Linked DNA regions of Homo sapiens: region 2 is linked to region 1. A link is a loop called in an ENCODE intact Hi-C map of the cell type or tissue named here. Cell type or tissue: psoas muscle. All regions are shown on one strand. Links, peaks and the distances in the headings refer to the core of each region. The heading gives the core; the rest is flanking DNA.

Evidence for each region. A loop is a pair of places that touch in the nucleus more often than their neighbours do. Peaks named below come from ENCODE experiments on the same cell type or tissue, not always from the same donor. Only the 100,000 strongest peaks of a DNase experiment are listed, where the experiment ranks them.
Region 2: it touches region 1 in a loop (5-fold over the local background); 66 of 110 quality-filtered maps call a loop at or near these places.

The regions. Positions count from the first base shown.
Region 1 is chr11:121,191,760-121,200,098 of GRCh38, forward strand. No RefSeq gene overlaps it. Among named protein-coding and RNA genes, the nearest start is that of TECTA, 95 kb to the left of the region's middle. In psoas muscle, for the core only: a CTCF peak has its summit at 3,165 (motif pointing left); no DNase peak of the experiment used is centred there; H3K27me3 peaks cover 1,156 bases.
Region 2 is chr11:120,497,430-120,505,768 of GRCh38, forward strand. No RefSeq gene overlaps it. Among named protein-coding and RNA genes, the nearest start is that of GRIK4, 10 kb to the right of the region's middle. RefSeq lists enhancers at 6,018-6,077, 6,288-6,347. In psoas muscle, for the core only: no CTCF peak of the experiment used is centred there; a DNase peak (open chromatin) is centred at 3,209; H3K27me3 peaks cover 4,431 bases.

The DNA.
Region 1 (8,339 bases), core at 141-8,140:
CCTGCTAAATATATCCCTGGAGTGCTTTGCTTTCTAAGGGCAAAAACAAAGTAAAACCCACTTCAGGTTTATTTTGAAGTTGTCTTGGATTTAAACGGATAGCATTTTTATATTTTTCTGGGAACGCTGAAAAGCTGAGCAAAAATGCTTAGTGTTCTTTGAACATGAGTGTGAGTGAAATGGCCATTGTCTCATATGTCAAAGCACTGGCATCACACTGTCACTGGGCTGAAGAAGTGCGGTGTAGACTGAGTGTGCACTGAGCTGTTTTGTTCTCCCAGCCCCCTGGGAGAGTCAACACATTCGAGCTTATCTCAGCAGTCACACATGCTGTGCAGCTGAGCGGACAACTGGTATTGATGGAGAAAAATATGTGTCTGCTTCTGCTTGGACATCTTAAGATCTTTTGGGGAAATGCTGAGCACTGAGATGGATTAAGGAGTCAAGCCATTGTCTATTCTAGCTGAGACACAGTACTTCGTCCTCAGCAAGATAGAAATGGATGTTAGGTGTGTGATCTTTTTTTTTTTGAGACGGAGTCTGGCTCTATCGCCCAGGCTGGAGTGCAGTGGCACGATCTTGGCTCACTGCAAGCTCTGCCTCCCAGATTCACGCCATTCTCCTGCCTCAGCCTCCCAGAATAGCTGGGACTACAGGCACCCGCCACCATGCCCCGCTAATGTTTTGTATTTTTTTAGTAGAGACGGGGTTTCACCATGTTAGCCAGGATGGTCTCAATCTCCTGACTTCGCAATCTGCCTGCCTCGGCCTCCCAAAGTGCTGGGATTACAGGCATGAGCCACTGCGCCTGCTCTAAGTGTGTGTTCTTTGTTTGCATGAAAACCTGGATTCCATACTATCCCATACTTCAAGATCAGAGGATTCAGATGAGCTTATGCACCATTTCCATTCATGCCATTAAAGGTTTAGGCTTTTGAAATCAAACAGATTATGAGCTAAATATAATAATGTGTCATTTATGGTTTTACCTGAGATCCTTAGATGATTTTTTTTTTTCCCCTGAGACAGGGTCTCACTCCTGTTGCCAAGGCTGGAGTCTATTAGCATGATCTTGGCTCATTGCAGCCTCGACTTTCTGTGCTCAAGTGATCCTACTACTTCAACCTTCTTAGTAGCTGGGACTACAGGCATGCACCACCATGCCCAGCTAATTTTTTATATTTTTAGTAGAGATGAGGTTTTACCATGTTGCCCAGGCTGGTCTCGAACTCCCGGGCTCAGGCAACCCACTCACCTTGGCCTCCTAAAGTGCTGGGATTATGGGCGTGAGCCAACACACCTGCCTTTTTAGATGAATTTTAACTGAAAACATACAAGGAGGAAATGGTGTATTACTTACTTGACAACACCTCTTTATTGATTCCCATATTAAAGTCATTAGAAATTCCTCGATTAAAAATTCTAGTTTTTTTTCTTAAAGCTTTTTACTTGAAATCCTTTTTGCCACACTTTCATTCTTGGCTTTTGGTTTTCTCACTTGGTTGGCATCCTTCACATGTCTACCATCAAGATAAACCTGGTTGTAATGCCACAACAGAAAACCCCAGGCCAGGTGTGGTGGCTTATACCTATAATTCCGGCACTTTGGGAGACCCAGGCAGACAGATCACCTGAGCCCAGGATATTGAGACTAGCCTGAGCAACATAGTGAGAGCCCATCTCCACAAAAAAAATACAAAAATTAGCCAGGGGTGGTGGCGCATGCCTGTAGTCTCAGCTACTTGGGAGGCTCAGTTGGGAGGATCGCTTGAGCCTGGGCGGTTGAGGCTGCAGTGAGCCATGATCATGGCACTGCAATCCAGCCTGGACAACAGAATGAGATTTTTGTCTCAAAAAAGGAGAACACCCCCACAATCTCAGTGACTTAACAAAGGTTTCTTTCTTACTCACACAAGTCGCCCCTGCTTTCATTGTCATCCTGGAATGGAAGTTGCTGGAGGCTTTATTATCCTTCAATGTTGTCAGCTCAATGTGTGGCTTCAAGATTCACCTTTGCAAGGGAAGACAGCCTGGAGAATCCCACCGTAGCTCTTCCGTGCTTCTGCCTGAAGTGACACATATCGCTTCTGTTCCCACTTCATTGGTCAATGACAGCCAGATGGCTGTAACTGACTTTTAGAGATGAGGAAGCACAAACATCCCGTGTGCCTGGAAGGCAGAAGAACTGGAAATCAGTGGTGATGGTGCTCACATTGCCTTTGAGTCCGTCACTTCTATCTGGATTAAAGAGAAATACTTCTACAGAACTGAAAACAAACGGGCCCTTTAGTTGACTTCCTGGAAGGCAGAAGAACTGAGAGATGATCCTGACTCTTCCACTAATTCTCTACTTGAAACACAAATTATTACATGCCTCAATACCTTAATTTTCCTCTAGGTAACATAAGAACATGAAGCTTCTTTTCATATGTTCTTATGTCACAAAGTGGCACTAGACACTTGAACTGGGGAACCCCACCCACTCTCCTACCCCCTCGAACCCAATCCCTTCTCTTTTTACAAAGAGAAGCCATATGATAGTATATGTTAAGATAACTTCAGAGCATTGCCTTTTCCTGCTGCTCTAAAAGATTTACTTGCGGGGTGAAGGGGTGAGAAAGTGCATGCTTAGCAAAGGTTGAAAACGAAGTTAATTGGGAATCTTATTGACTTGGTATTTGTTTGATATCAAAAGAAACATCTTGGGGTCTGACATTTGTGACCACTGGGAATTCTGTAATTAGTTTCTCAACCAGTAGTAGGTATGTATTCTACTCAAAATTCTAACGACAAAACTTGAGAGCGCTAATTGTTTAACATTGTCTAATATTCTAGCTATTTTTAGAACCATTTGACATTTAGTGGGAGCTTGAAATCTAATAAAATTTCTTTCAACCAGAGGAATTAAGTAATTATCAAAAGACAATCATGAAGGGCTAGGGTAATAAAAAATTACTTCTTTACTAATTCTGAATTAATTTACCATCCACCCTGTTTTGAACTTCCCAGCCTTTCTCCTAAAACTCAGGGGATCTCTACAGCTTGTACTTCATTGCAATTTGGGCCTGTTTAGAAGACCATGATGATATTTTGCAGTGCCCCATACGCTGACATCTGCAGCACAGTCCAGTGAAAAAGGAAATGAAACAGCGCCCTCTAGTGTCTGCTGTTTATTTTTGCATGAAGCTCAAATGTGTATTGAACCACACCAATCGAATTATGATTCCGGTCCCCCGCCCCACTACCACCCTGAAACCTTAGACGCAGGACATTATGAGAATATAGCTTTAGAAAACACATCAAATGCCAAGGACGTTTTCTGGAGAACAGTATGGGATTTATTTTTATGCATACCGTACGCATTACTCCAGGAAATACCAGCACTTGGCATCCCATGCAAATTTTGCCCTTAATATCCGTTTCTCTAATGTGTTGACAAAAATAGCTGTCAAGAAAAATTAAGTACCTCTTTAAGATGTTGAGAAATAAACAATCTGATCAAGAAAAACCCATGCAATATTTAGTGGTCTTTTCCCCCCAGCAGAATGTGAAATACTTTCACATGCACCTACAGCACAACGGCAATAACTCTGTTCTGACTAATGGAAGGCTCTGTTTGTGATGGTTTAATTATGTTTGCTGAAATACGACTCTCATATAAGACAACATCTCCATGGCAGAGGGACAGATCTCTGTGTCTATAGATAGAAATAAAATACAAAAGACTCATCATTCCATGAAGAACTCAGCAATCAAATTCTATTTGCTAAGGAAACAAATGGAGGAAGAATGTTCACTGTACATTTCGTTGTGTGTTTCTGTTTGCATCTAGCCTCTAGGTTAGCTGTTGTTTTGTTCAGTAGCATAAGATACTGATGGTGAAATAATTTTGAAATTAAGATAGTCTCCTATTGGACGAAATAACAATCCCTTACACAAATGTAGCATCTTTCATAACAAATGCTTTGCCACTGTATTTAATATTGTTCAGTCCTAGATCATGCTGCATTCTGACAGAGAAATTAGAGGAAAAGTACTAAGTTGAAGTTATATATATCCAAAAGTACTAACTAAAGAAGAACATAAACCTACTCATATATGTATGCTTTTATGTGTAGGTTTATTTAATAATTTTTAACTTCTAATGAGACATATTAGAATGATAGTGACCTTTTGAGCCTTTTAAGAACAAACAAACTTAGAATTCTTTATTTTCTCCCCCTAACTTTTGAATTCCTTTGTGGAATACTTTAGGGTACAAAAATCCACCGATATTGCCCTATTTTAATTGGGCAAAAATACATTATTTTACTGAAAAAGATAACATTTAATTACTTTAAGGCTTGAAAACCTTTGCGTTGGATCAACCTAGTATTAGTGGAATTATTTAAATTTCAAGACTGTAGGCACATAGAAATTTGTTACTGAGTTAATTATATGTTAACCAAAGGCAGAAAAAACAAGGTTCCTAGTATTTCCCTTTTATCTGCCAAAAACATTCTTAATTTAACAGGCCATCCTGGTCCTTAAATGTGGTTTATATAACTAGGTGGGTCATTCAAATCAAGAAGTTACAAGTGTGTATTTATTCACACTTTCCATGAGTCTCTACGTTGATGACTGCAAAATGCTGTTAAGGAATATCTGCAGCCGTGCAGGGGACGGAGTCTGCTCTCCTGAAAAGTCACGATCAGAAAGCAATTTGGCAAACTAATTCGACAAGGGGAAAATGACTTAACATATAATGCAGAAGCATCTAGGTGTCATATCAGAATATTCAAAGCATAAAATGAGAAAAAGGGCTGTGGATAGCACATAACCCAATTTTTTCCCCCTAAAAAAGCCCCATATTTGAAATGCTTACTTTGAATCTCCAAGAGAGAAGAAGAGTGGAAGTATTCTGAATATTAATTTAAGATTAGCAGGAATGTAGTGAGTCTAGAGATACTTGGCCACTATGGATTTTATTCATGTCTCCTGTTGTTAGCCTGTTCTATTTGTATTCTCAACCTGGTCATGTTGATACAAAATTACTTTCATTAGTTAATTTTAAGTAGAACCCCAAAACTAAGTTGACATTTGTATCTTGTTTAGACAAATTTCCCTGAAAACACAGGCTGCCTAAATCACAGGAAAACATGTCTCCATCATACAAAGTTAAATGCTTCTTATTTTGAAGAATAGTTTCAGACAGTCACAACCCACAAGGACTTTGTTGTATTTCTAGGCATTATACTCCAGAAACACAAATTCGGCAAAAGTCAACTTTCCAGGTAGATCCCCAAAGAGGCACCCCTAACTCTTGCAAACCAAGAGACCTCACGGCAACAACTATTTCTCTGTCCTCTGCCTTAGGGTTTTGCATACTTTGTTAGGAAGATACAACTGTAGAACTTTAATGTGTGGTGATTTGATAAATTTTACAATAAAATTTGTAAAATGTATGGTTGTATTTCTAAGTCTTCTACCAGAAAGTATCATTCTGAGGTGCTCTCATGTTATAGAAACAGCAACATAAACAACAACAAAACTCCTCATCTTTGGGTCTGCTGTTAGAAGTGGGTTCTTTCAATGCCACCGCTAAAACATGCACTTGAGTCACTGATCACTGGCAAAGTCTGCTCTTATTGTTTTATTTGTAAAACAATTCCCACATTACTTATCCCAACCCTATTGTAAGTTGATTTTTTTTTTTTTTTTTTTTTTTTTTAAGACGGAGTCTCGCTCTGTCGCCCAGGCTGGAGTGTGGTGGCGCGATCTCGGCTCACTGCAAGCTCTGCCTCCCGGGTTCATGCCATTCTCCCGCCTCAGCCTCCCGAGTAACTGGGACTACAGGCGCCCACCACCACGCCCGGCTAATTTTTTTGTATTTTTAGTAGAGACGGGGTTTCACCATGTTAGCCAAGATGGTCTCGATCTCCTGACCTCGTGATCCACCCGCCTCGGCCTCCCAAGGTGCTAGGATTACAGGCGTGAGCCACAGCACCTGGCCGAGTTTTTCCTTCTCACCAGAAGAATGTAAATGTACATGGGTTGGAAAAATGAGAGTGGCAGAACCTTTTAGTTTTGTGAAGGTAGCACAAGGATATTTTGTTCCTATATGTTGCAAAGTGCAGCTGAGGATGATGGAAGGAGTGCAGAGGGCCAGGGCTGTGGGTGGCCCCTGCATTGGCCTCAACTTCTCATGGAACCCTGAGTTAGCCAGGTGGGCCAGATGCCCTTGAAGGTACAGTCAGTCTCCTTCCAAAAATGTAAAAAAAAAAAAAAAAAAAGGAAATTCACTTTACTAAAACCCCTAAGCAGATTTTTATCAAAGATAGAGAAAATGATCTTAATTCTGAGATATTTGGAAAATACTATCAGAAAGAAAACAATGAATCTCTCAGATTTAATTCAGTGAGTAAAAATCTACTGGAATCAAGAACTAAGAAATAAAATATAAACACAGGATTGCCCTGAGGAAAAAAGTTTGAATTTAACAAAGTAATTCCTTGTAGACACTAAACCAATGTAAAGCAAGCAACCAAGGGCTTTGATGCCACTGCCTTTAAATAAACACATGATTTCATAAATGGAAAAAAAGCTAAACTGATTACCTTGAAAAATGAGTAAATAAATATTAGAGCAAATCCATAGATGTATTAGCTCGTTCTTGCACTGCTGTAAAGAACTACCTGAGACTGGGTAATTTATAAAGAGAAGGTGTCTAATTGGCTCACAGTTTAGCAGGCTGTACAGGAAGTATGGTTGGGAGGCCGCAGGAAACTTACAATTGTGGCAGAAGGCAAAGCAGGCATTTCTTCACATGGCCAGAGCAAGAGGAAGAGAGAGAGCGGGAGGTGCTACTCACTTTTAAACAACTAGATCTCATGAGAACTTACTATCATGAGAACAGCAAGGGGGAAATCTGCCCCTATGATCCAATCCCCTCCCACCAGGTCCCTCCTCCAACACTGGGGATTACAATTCCACATGAGATTTGGGCGGGGACACAGACCCAAACCACATCAATAGGATACTAAGAAACACCAGTAATTTCCCCCGAGGATGCTGCGAAACAAGTTCCTTGGCCATTCCTTTAGCTATAAAGTCCCAGTTATTAAGGACATTAAGGTTCCATTTTATTTTTGCATTTTTGTGTGTATGCGTGTGTGTGTAACTTAAAGCTTCAGGGTAAAAGTTGATGAATCTTAAAATTTTTAGTATTTAGCTCTAAAATTTTATTCTCCAAAACACATCAATATTTAGCAAAGGTTCTATTTTATTTTCCCAAAGTTAGATGGCACTAGAGTTTTGTTATTCAAAATCCATTCATCTCCATTTATTAGGCTTTCAGATTCTGAGAACTTCTTCGGCTTCCTCTGCCAGCTTGTCTACCTTTGTCATGATAATACTCAAAACTTGAGATTCAGAAAAGAAATTCTGACTTTTTAAATGAAAGAAATATGGACCTCTCAAACTGATCTCAAAGAAAAATGGGACCCAAGACTTTCATTAAACCACATGAAATAGAGCACTTGGCAAATGCTGGATAACAAAGTCCTCTGGGGGGAAAGAAAGAAAGAAAAAGAAAGAAAGAAAGAAAGAAAGAAAGAAAGAAAGAAAGAAAGAAAGAAAGAAAGAAAGAAAGAAAAGAAATTCTCATGAGTAAAAATCAGTGTTTTTACCTTTATGTTGTTGTTTGGGCAGAATTGATAAACTGAATCAAATTTCTCTTTAAAAGCAATTTAGAAAAGAATGAGTGTGCTGCTATATTCCTCTTATAAAAAGAAGTTTACTGTGGTAGGAAATGTAAATTCATGAGCCAAACACAAATTCCAAGAATGGCATCAACTTCAACCTGGGATTCTAGCTGTTCTTTGCTATAGTCGTAAAGTGTAAACTCAGTGGAAATTCTGAGCCTGATACATCTAGATTTAGAGCCTGTGTGTGGATTCCTAGGGGCCCTTTCTGAGGCAGCTCTCCTGCCTACTCCCCCTCTGTTTAATCAGCATTCGATGACTTCACGTGTCAGTCTGGCTCCTCTGGACTATGTCAGGATTTAGAAACAGTCAAAAAAAAAAAAAAAAAACACACACAAAAAAAACACCAAACCTGATTAGTTGACCCTAAAGATTAGAGTCTTTCAGTCAACTAAAGAATTAAGACTTTTATTTTAAAAGAACCTGTTATTGTTTATTTACCATACACTAAGCCCGGTGATGAGGGTTTAGCATCTATTATTTCCTTGAGTCCCCTTCAGTGACCTTAAAAAATGGTTATTTCCTGTTTTTATAAATGAAGAAACAGTGATTCAAAGAAGTTAAGTAACTTGCACAGGCCATTTTATTTGATTTCAT
Region 2 (8,339 bases), core at 58-8,057, 690 kb before region 1:
GGCTGAGGAGGGTGGATCGCTTGTCACTTGAGCCCAAGAGTTCAAGACCAGCTTGGGCAACATGGTGAAACACCATCTTACAAACAATAGAAAAATTAGCTAGGTGAGGTGATGTGCGCCTGTAGTCACAGCTACTTGGGAGGCTGAAGTGGGAGGATCACTTGAGCCCAGGAAGCGGAGGTTGCAGTGAGCCATGATCTGCACTCCAGCCCAGCAATCAAAATAAAATAAAAAATAAAAATATTAGCTACAACTTAATGAGTACAAACTATGTGTCAGGTGCTGTACACTACATACATGACTCCTGTCTTCACAAAAACCTCATAAGGTAAGTGGTTTTTCTCCATTTTTACAGAGCAGGTAACTGAAGCTAGTAGTGATTATGATGTTCCCAGTGGCACAGCTAGGATTCAAGATAAGGTCTGTCTTCCACCAAAGCTTGTCTTTTTTACCCGGCTGCAGAAATAGTTTCTGTACTTAAAGGTGTTTACAGCCTAGTAGTGACAAGTACATGAATATTAATTTTCTGCTTTTCTCCCTCCCTAAATTGCAGTTATCTACACTGGACTAAGGGGCAGAAATTCTGAGAAGTTTGCATTCCATTCAAGGTGTTTGATCTTGGGAATGACTTGAACACAACTAAACATTTAAAGAGATTAACTCAGCAGCTGAATTATGCTAAAGTAGAATAAAGCAGGCAAAGGAGAGTTGGGAGGCAGGAAGGCTAGCAGAGTGATAATATCTGAACAAGAGGCTTACATTTGGTAAAGTAGGAACAGAAAGGGGAAAAATGGTGTAGTTGAGGTAGAAATTACAGATGTTAGCATGTAAGTTAATATGTAGCATAAGGAGAGGGAGGAGTTTAAAAAACAAGACTTTCTGTGAACCAAAGAGATTGATTAACAACTGGGAAAGCATAGAGCAGAGATAGGCTTTGAGGGGAAAATCAGTGTAATTTTGGCCATGTTGAGTTTTAGGTAGCAGTGTTGTCTCAACTTACAGATGTCTAGCAAGATGTGGCAAATACAGTTCCAGAGCTAAATCAAGTTGTCATTCGTGTTGTTTCAGTTGGATTAAGGACATAATCCACAATTGTGTGCATAAAATCTGTGTCATAAAATCTCAGAATTGAAAGTACTTTAGAGTCTGTCAACTGATTGGGGAAACCAAATGTGGTATATTCATATAGGGGAATATTCTTTGCCCTTAAAAAAGGAATGAAGTACAGATAACATGCGACATAATGAATCTTGAAAACTTTATGCTAGGTGGAGAAGGCGGTCCCCAATTGTATGGCCACATATTGTATGATTCCTTTATATGAAATATGTAGAATAGGAAAACCAATAGAAAGTAGATTAGTGGTTGCCAGGGACTGGGGAGAGGGGAGGGTGTTCATGGATATTTGGTAATGAAAAGATTTGGAATTTTTTCAGGGGCGGTGGCAAAAATGTTCTGGAATTAGTGGCAATGGCTGTATGACCTTGCAAATATACTAAAAACCACGGAGTCGTACACTTTAAAATGGTGAATTTTATGGCATATGAATTATATATTTTTTAAGTGGAAGAAAAAAAGTACCTCAGAGATCACCTACTGTGTCCTCATACTGAGTGACTCAGTGCCTTTGTCCCTTCTCTACTCACACTGGAGATGGGTGAACATCTTCTGTCTTAGGGAACTTATCTTTTTGCCCAATAACCCATTCTATTTTTTTGAGACTTCTAATTGGTGTATGTGGCATAGTGGGTAGGAAGAATGGTCTCTCGACATCAGAAAGTGCTGGCTTTGCCACTTACTGACTTGCGTGACATTGGGCAAGTGAATTTCGTTAAGCGTCAGTTTCAGCATCTGCAAAAACTGAGTTAATAATAGTACCTTCCTCAGGGTTGCATTGACGAAAATGAAACAATGCACGTGGCGTGCCCAGCAGCTAGTAAATACTTTATATTCGGTCATAATTAGTCTTTTATTTCTTGCTTGCCCCTCACAATATAAAATACCTCATAAGAGGTCAGTTGCTACACTTTGGTTTGTCTGTTGTTTGTTTTTGAAACAGAGTCTCGCTCTGTCACTCAGGCTGGAGCGCAGTGGTGAGATCTCAGCTCACTGCGACCTCCACCTCCTGGGTTCAAGCAATTCTCCTGCCTCAACCTCCCAAGTAGCTGGGATTACAGGCATGCACCACCGTATCCAGCTAATTTTTGTATTTTTAGTAGAGATGGGGTTTCGCCATATTGACCAAGCTAGTCTTGAACTCCTGACCTCAAGCGATCCTCCAGCCTCAGCCTCCCAAAGTGCTGGGATTACAGGTGTGAGCCACCACAACTGGCCAGTTGCTACACTTTGTTTTTTGATTTCCTCATAGTCCAAAAAGTCTACCGCGTACAGGAACATACGGCAAGGACAGTTGGGATAAGCTGTGAAAATGTATGGTTTTTTTTTTTCTTTAAAGAATCTCAGTGGGATCTACTGATGCGTTGACATTATGCCAACTTGCCAGCAATTTCGTTTTTCCCTTCAAGATGTCTGTGAACAGTGTGGCAAAAGAGATGAGGCGCCTTGGGGTCTTAACTGCACGATGGCCGGCAAGACACCAGGGAAGCTTCATGTTTTCCCTCCACCTTCAGAGATGCAGTGATACTGAGAGTTGAGAGCAGTTTTATTTAGCATCAGGCAGCTGGGCTGACCTTTCCCAGCACCCCCATGCTCTTTGGTAACTAAAGGTAGAAAGAGAAAGACCATTTTTTAAGTATGTGAACATAAGGAGGAGTCCCTTCCTAAATTCTTGCTGTAACCTCCAACTTCTTATCCTTGTTTTGGCTAAGATTAGACAAGTATTATGAAGTGATATGACACCAAAAGGCTAGACAGGAGAGGATTTATATAGATTCAATCATCTAGAAGATTTGGCAATTTTTTACAAGCCATTTGTTTTTTGTTTCTTGGTTTTTTTTTTTTTGAGACAGAGTCTCGCTCTGTCGCCCAGGCTGGAGTGCAGTGGTGCGATTTCGGCTCCTGCAACCTCCGCCTCCCAGTTTAAAGTGATTCTCTTGCCTCAGCCTTCCGAGCAGCTGAGACTACAGGCGCCTGCCACCACCCCCGGCTGATTTTTGTATTTTTAGTAGAGGCCAGATTTCACCATATTGGCCAGGCTGGTCTCCAACTCCTGACCTCAAATGATCCACCCACCTCGGCTTCCCAAAGTACTGGAATTACAGGCGTGGGCCACAGCGCCCGGCCAAGCTACTTGTTTTATTAGGTGTCCAGTGCAGTCTTGATGTTAGCTGAAGATGTTTGGGTAATCTCTTGTATCGCTTCATAAAACAGCATAATAAACCCAATAGTAGCAGCATTCAATAGCTTTGCACCAAGGAAATGTTCCCTCCCACCTCTCATTCCCTCTGCTTCCTACTCCCCAATCCCTACCTCAAGCCACCTGCTGGGCAGCTGGAACCACAAATCACCAGCATTACTTCCAGAGGAATAAAACAGCCTACATCCCCCACCCCCCCACCCCCGTCCCCGCCTGCTTTGTTTTTAGCTGGTTTGTTTGTTTTCGGATGTCAGTAATGTGAAGTATTTCCCCTAATCAATGTTTTAACCTTCTTGTTGATATTTATTCAGCTTGGTTGAATGTACTGTGTTAAAGCATCCATGAGCTCTATGCATGGGAGAGTAAATCTGAATTTCTCTCTTTTCTCTGGAGACATCATAATATTTCCTATTATCAGAGGATTGTTTTGCTAGGATATTAATGAGCAGTTTCTCTGCTGGAGTTGTCATTGCTTCCCTCTTCCTTCAGCTCCCAAACAATTTTGAATTAACATGGAAACCAAGTTTAATTTCTTGACTCATCTCCTCTGGCTTTGAATTTCCTTTTCTGTTTCATGCTGTTGTCAATAATTTGGTGCTCCCATCTGTCCATTTCTGCTCACCATGTTATTGATAATGTGATTAACCCCCTACTCCATTGCTATTTATTTAGTGATAAATTATTTCTGATCATGTGTGCTATATTTTCTTTACTCAGATCTAAGGTATAATTAGGGAAGAGAGCTGAACAAAATAACCTTTTTTTCCCTTCTCTTACCATGGTGTTGGGTGAAACATGCTGTCCAGCAGGTCCCTGTCTTTTATAATGGAAGGAGAACGTGCTTTTATATGCAAATCCAGATGTGTGATGGTGGTTTGTTTACCTTACTTTGTGCTTAATGAGATTCTCCAGATATTGTTATGTTGAAGTACTGCTTCTATTTTTATTATCTAACATTTATTAAATGTCAACCATGTGCTCTGTTAAACAAAGAATAGCACAGTTCTGTCTGGACTCAGAGTCTAGATGCTTAGTTTCAGCCCTAGTGACTAAAACCTGTATAATGGACGGTGTATGTTATCCTGGGGAATGTTTTCCAAATATTGTATTTTAAAATGATAAACAATTGGACCCTGCCCCTGGGAGAGACACATCTGAAACAAGGCACATGTATAAAACAAGGCGCAGAATAAGAGAGAGAAAGATACAGTTGAACTTACTTTAAAAGTAAGATTGATTTTTTTTACCTTAATTTTTACTCTTGAAATTTCAAGTGATAGGTTGAATTTTCCAGCTGTTTTGATTTCACCTATGTTTTCCATTCTACAAAGAATGTTTTGATCTTTTCATCTGGCCCAAGGCAAAGCTGGTGACTTGGCTCAGTTACAAGAAAAGAGCCCGGAACCTTACGGAGCAGGAATGTAGATTTTAGCTCATTTCAGTGGCACAGCTTGGTTTGGTGAATCACTTTGTACCTCGGATTCTTTATATCAGGATGGTGGTGGGGTTGTTAAAATATAACTAGTGGAAGGGGAATATTTTGATTTCAAATCAGAAAATACAACTTAAAGGCTCATAATTTACTACTAAATAGCTATTTTCAGCCAGGCATGGTGGCTTATACATGTAATCCCAGCACTTTGGGAGGTTGAGGCAGGCAGATCACTTGAGCCTAGGAGTTTGAGACCAGACTGGGCTAGAAAGTGAGACTCTCATCTTTACAAAAAATCAAAAAATTACCTGGGTGTGGTGGCACACCCATGTGATCCAAGCTACATGGGAGGCTGAGGCAGGAGGATTGCTTAAGCCTAGGAGTTGAAGGCTGCAGTGAGCTATGATACTACCGCTGCACTCCAGCCTGGGCAGCAGAGTGAGACCCTGTCTCAAAACAAACAAATAATATTAAAAATAAATACAAATTTTCTTATCTTTGAAACGAGGATAACACAACTCAGGGTTGAAATGAGAAATATGATGATGGCTGTGAAAGCACTTTGTAAACCATGATGTGCTTTGCACATTTATCCTCAGAATGCTTACTACTCATTAGTTCAAATTTATATATAAGCTCTACGTCCAGGGCCGGGTGCAGTGGCTCACTCCTGTAATCCCAGCCTTTTGGGAGGCCGAGGCAGGTGGATCGCTTGAGGTCAGGAGTTCGAGATCAGCCAGGCCAACATGGCGAAACCCCATCCCTACTAAAAATATAAAAATTAGCTGGGTGTGGTGGCGGCTGCCTGTAATCCCAGCTACTGGGGAGGTTGAGGCAGGAGAATTGCTTGAACCCAGTAGGCAGAGGTTGCAGTGAGTCAAGATCATGCCACTGCCCTCCAGCCTGGGTGACAGAGCGAGACTCCATCTGAAAAAAAAAAAAAATAAATAATAAGATATGTATCCAAATGCATTTACTTGTGCATTCGGATTGATTATGTTGTTAATGAGTAAGGTGCAGAGGCAACAGTGTTGAGCTGAGGACTGGAATTAGTGGGGACCGCCACTAAGGGAGTGCACAGGGGAATGTTGCCTGTGTAGGTCTCACTGGAGTGAGCTGGTTCTTGGGGAATGGAACCACACCAGCAAAAATCGAGGACAGTGCCTGCCACCTAGGAGCCACGGAGTAATTGTTCACTACCTTCAACTGATGGTTGAAAACACAGTCCTGGGAGTAGCCTCCAGTATTTAATAAACCTTTTCTCCCTTCCCCCACCCACTTCTTTAGCCAACTACACCATAAAACAGACCCTTCTATCGCTACCAAAAATAAAAATCTTGTCTTTGGGGTTGGGAGAGATAAGACTTACTTGGTTATTAACTGTATAGGTATTTGTATATAGGTATTTTCAGCTGGGTCTACCTCTTCAACTTTTGTTTTTCAGTTTAATTTCTCTATTCCTCTTTCCCAGCCAAATTTTTAAGTCAACCATACACCTCAACAGGGGGCCTAATTAATTAGCATTTTAAAAGCAGTGTACTCCCTCAGAAGGGTGGAGGGGGAGGGTAGCTTGGAGTCAGTTTGTATTCAGAAGAACAAGGTATTATTGTGTGTGCTGGATTTTTTTTTTTTGAGACGGAGTCTAGCTCTGTCACCAGGCTGGAGTGCAGTGGCGCAATCTCAGCTCACTACAACCTCTGCCTCCCGGGTTCAAGTGATTCTCCTGCCTCAGCCTCCTGAGTAGCTGGGATTACAGGCACCCGCCACGACGCCCGGGTACTTTTTGTATTTTTAGTAGAGACACAGTTTCACCATGTTGGTCAGTCAGGCTGGTCTCGAACTCCTGACCTCATGTGATCTGCCCGCCTCAGCCTCCCAAAGTGCTGAGATTACAGCGTGAGCCACCGCACCCTGCCGTGTGTGCTGAAGTTTACCCAAATGCTTAATGCTGGAAAATGCTTGAAGAAAACCATCCTTCCTCTGGCAGGAGGTGCAGTCTGACATGGAAGCATAAAGCAATATATAGAGACACGTTTTCATTTTTACTCTACTTACTGTTTTCATTCCTGAAAGTATATGCATGTGTGTGTTACAAGAAGTCATTTTAAAAAACAAACATGATGTTCATCTATTCAGATTGGTTTTATTTTGGAACTGTCTTCCTCTCATGTAAATGTATCCTTTTTAAAAAAGGCCATTAATGCTATTTACCTAGTAACACTTCAGTGTGTCAATAATATTACTTTTGTCAATAGAGCACTTAAGTAATTATTGCCTTTTCTGGTATTAAGTATCTTCGCTGCATTTAAAGAAAAGCACCCATACATCTAAAGAAAAAGGTCCAAAAACATAAGGCAAGTTTTTACTTTCAACAATAAGTGTTACATTTCTCCAAAGATCCAAATTTCCTTTTAGCCTTGGGCCAAGAAGACAGACTGAGAGAATCCAAGAATTTACAGATGGAAGTTACCTCATTCAACCTCCTAATCTACTGCTGGAATACCCTCTAGGGCAGCCCTGGCAGATGGCCATCCATCTGCTTGTATACTTCCAGGGCTGGGGAGCTCATTATCTCCTGAGGCAACTCATAAATTCTTTCTTATTTGAGCTAAAAGTGGCCTCTCTGTAACTTCTTTTTTTTTGAGACAGAGTCTCGCTCTATCGGCCAGGCTGGAGTGCAGGGCACGATCTTGGCTCACTGCAACCTCTGCCTCCCGGGCTCAAGCAATTCTCCTGCCTCAGCCTCCCGAGTAGCTGGGATTACAGGTGCGTGCTACCATGCCCGGCTAATTTTTGTATTTTTAGTAAAGATGGGGTTTCACCATATTGGCCAGGCTGGTCTCGAACTCTTGATCTCAGGTAATCTACCCGCCTCGGTCTCCCAAAGTGCTGGGATTACAGGCATGAGCCACCGTGCCCGGCCGCCTCTCTGTAACTTCTATCCACTGGTCCTGGTTGTGGAGCAACGTAAGAAAGATCTTAAGTATTTGAAGATAGCTACTACATTTCCCTTTTGTCTTTTCCGAATTAAGATAACTGAATTGTTTTAAAATGAAGATTTTTGCCTGGAATCTGGAAGAACAAGATGGAAATGAGTGTATGTTAACTGTTGTTATAAAGGAAACCTTTGTTATAATTGCAGCTCACTGGTAAGGTATCTCTTCTAGTATTTCACACTTGGGCATAGCCTCCTATATAATACCCCTCTTGAAAGTAACCTATCCCTTACTGAGCTACGAAGAGTAAGAAGTCCCTCCTGGGTGAATAGAATCTTATACCTTTTGCTATTCTGAATTCCTTAAGAGAGCCCAAATTCCTAAGCATTGCTCTGAGATAAAATTTAAAGGTTTTCCTTTAGGAGGGAAAATTAAATGCATGAGTCTGTATTCTTTTTGACAGTAGAAACCATGGCCAGTTTTTCTTTCTGTACCCTATAGTGTCTAATACTATGCTGTACCTGGCAGACAGAAGCTGTACAATAAATTATTGCTCTATTGCATGATGCTGAGTTACACATATGATGAGAGATATATGTATCTATGAAGTACATATATACAGAAATATGTATACACATATAGACATATATGCACA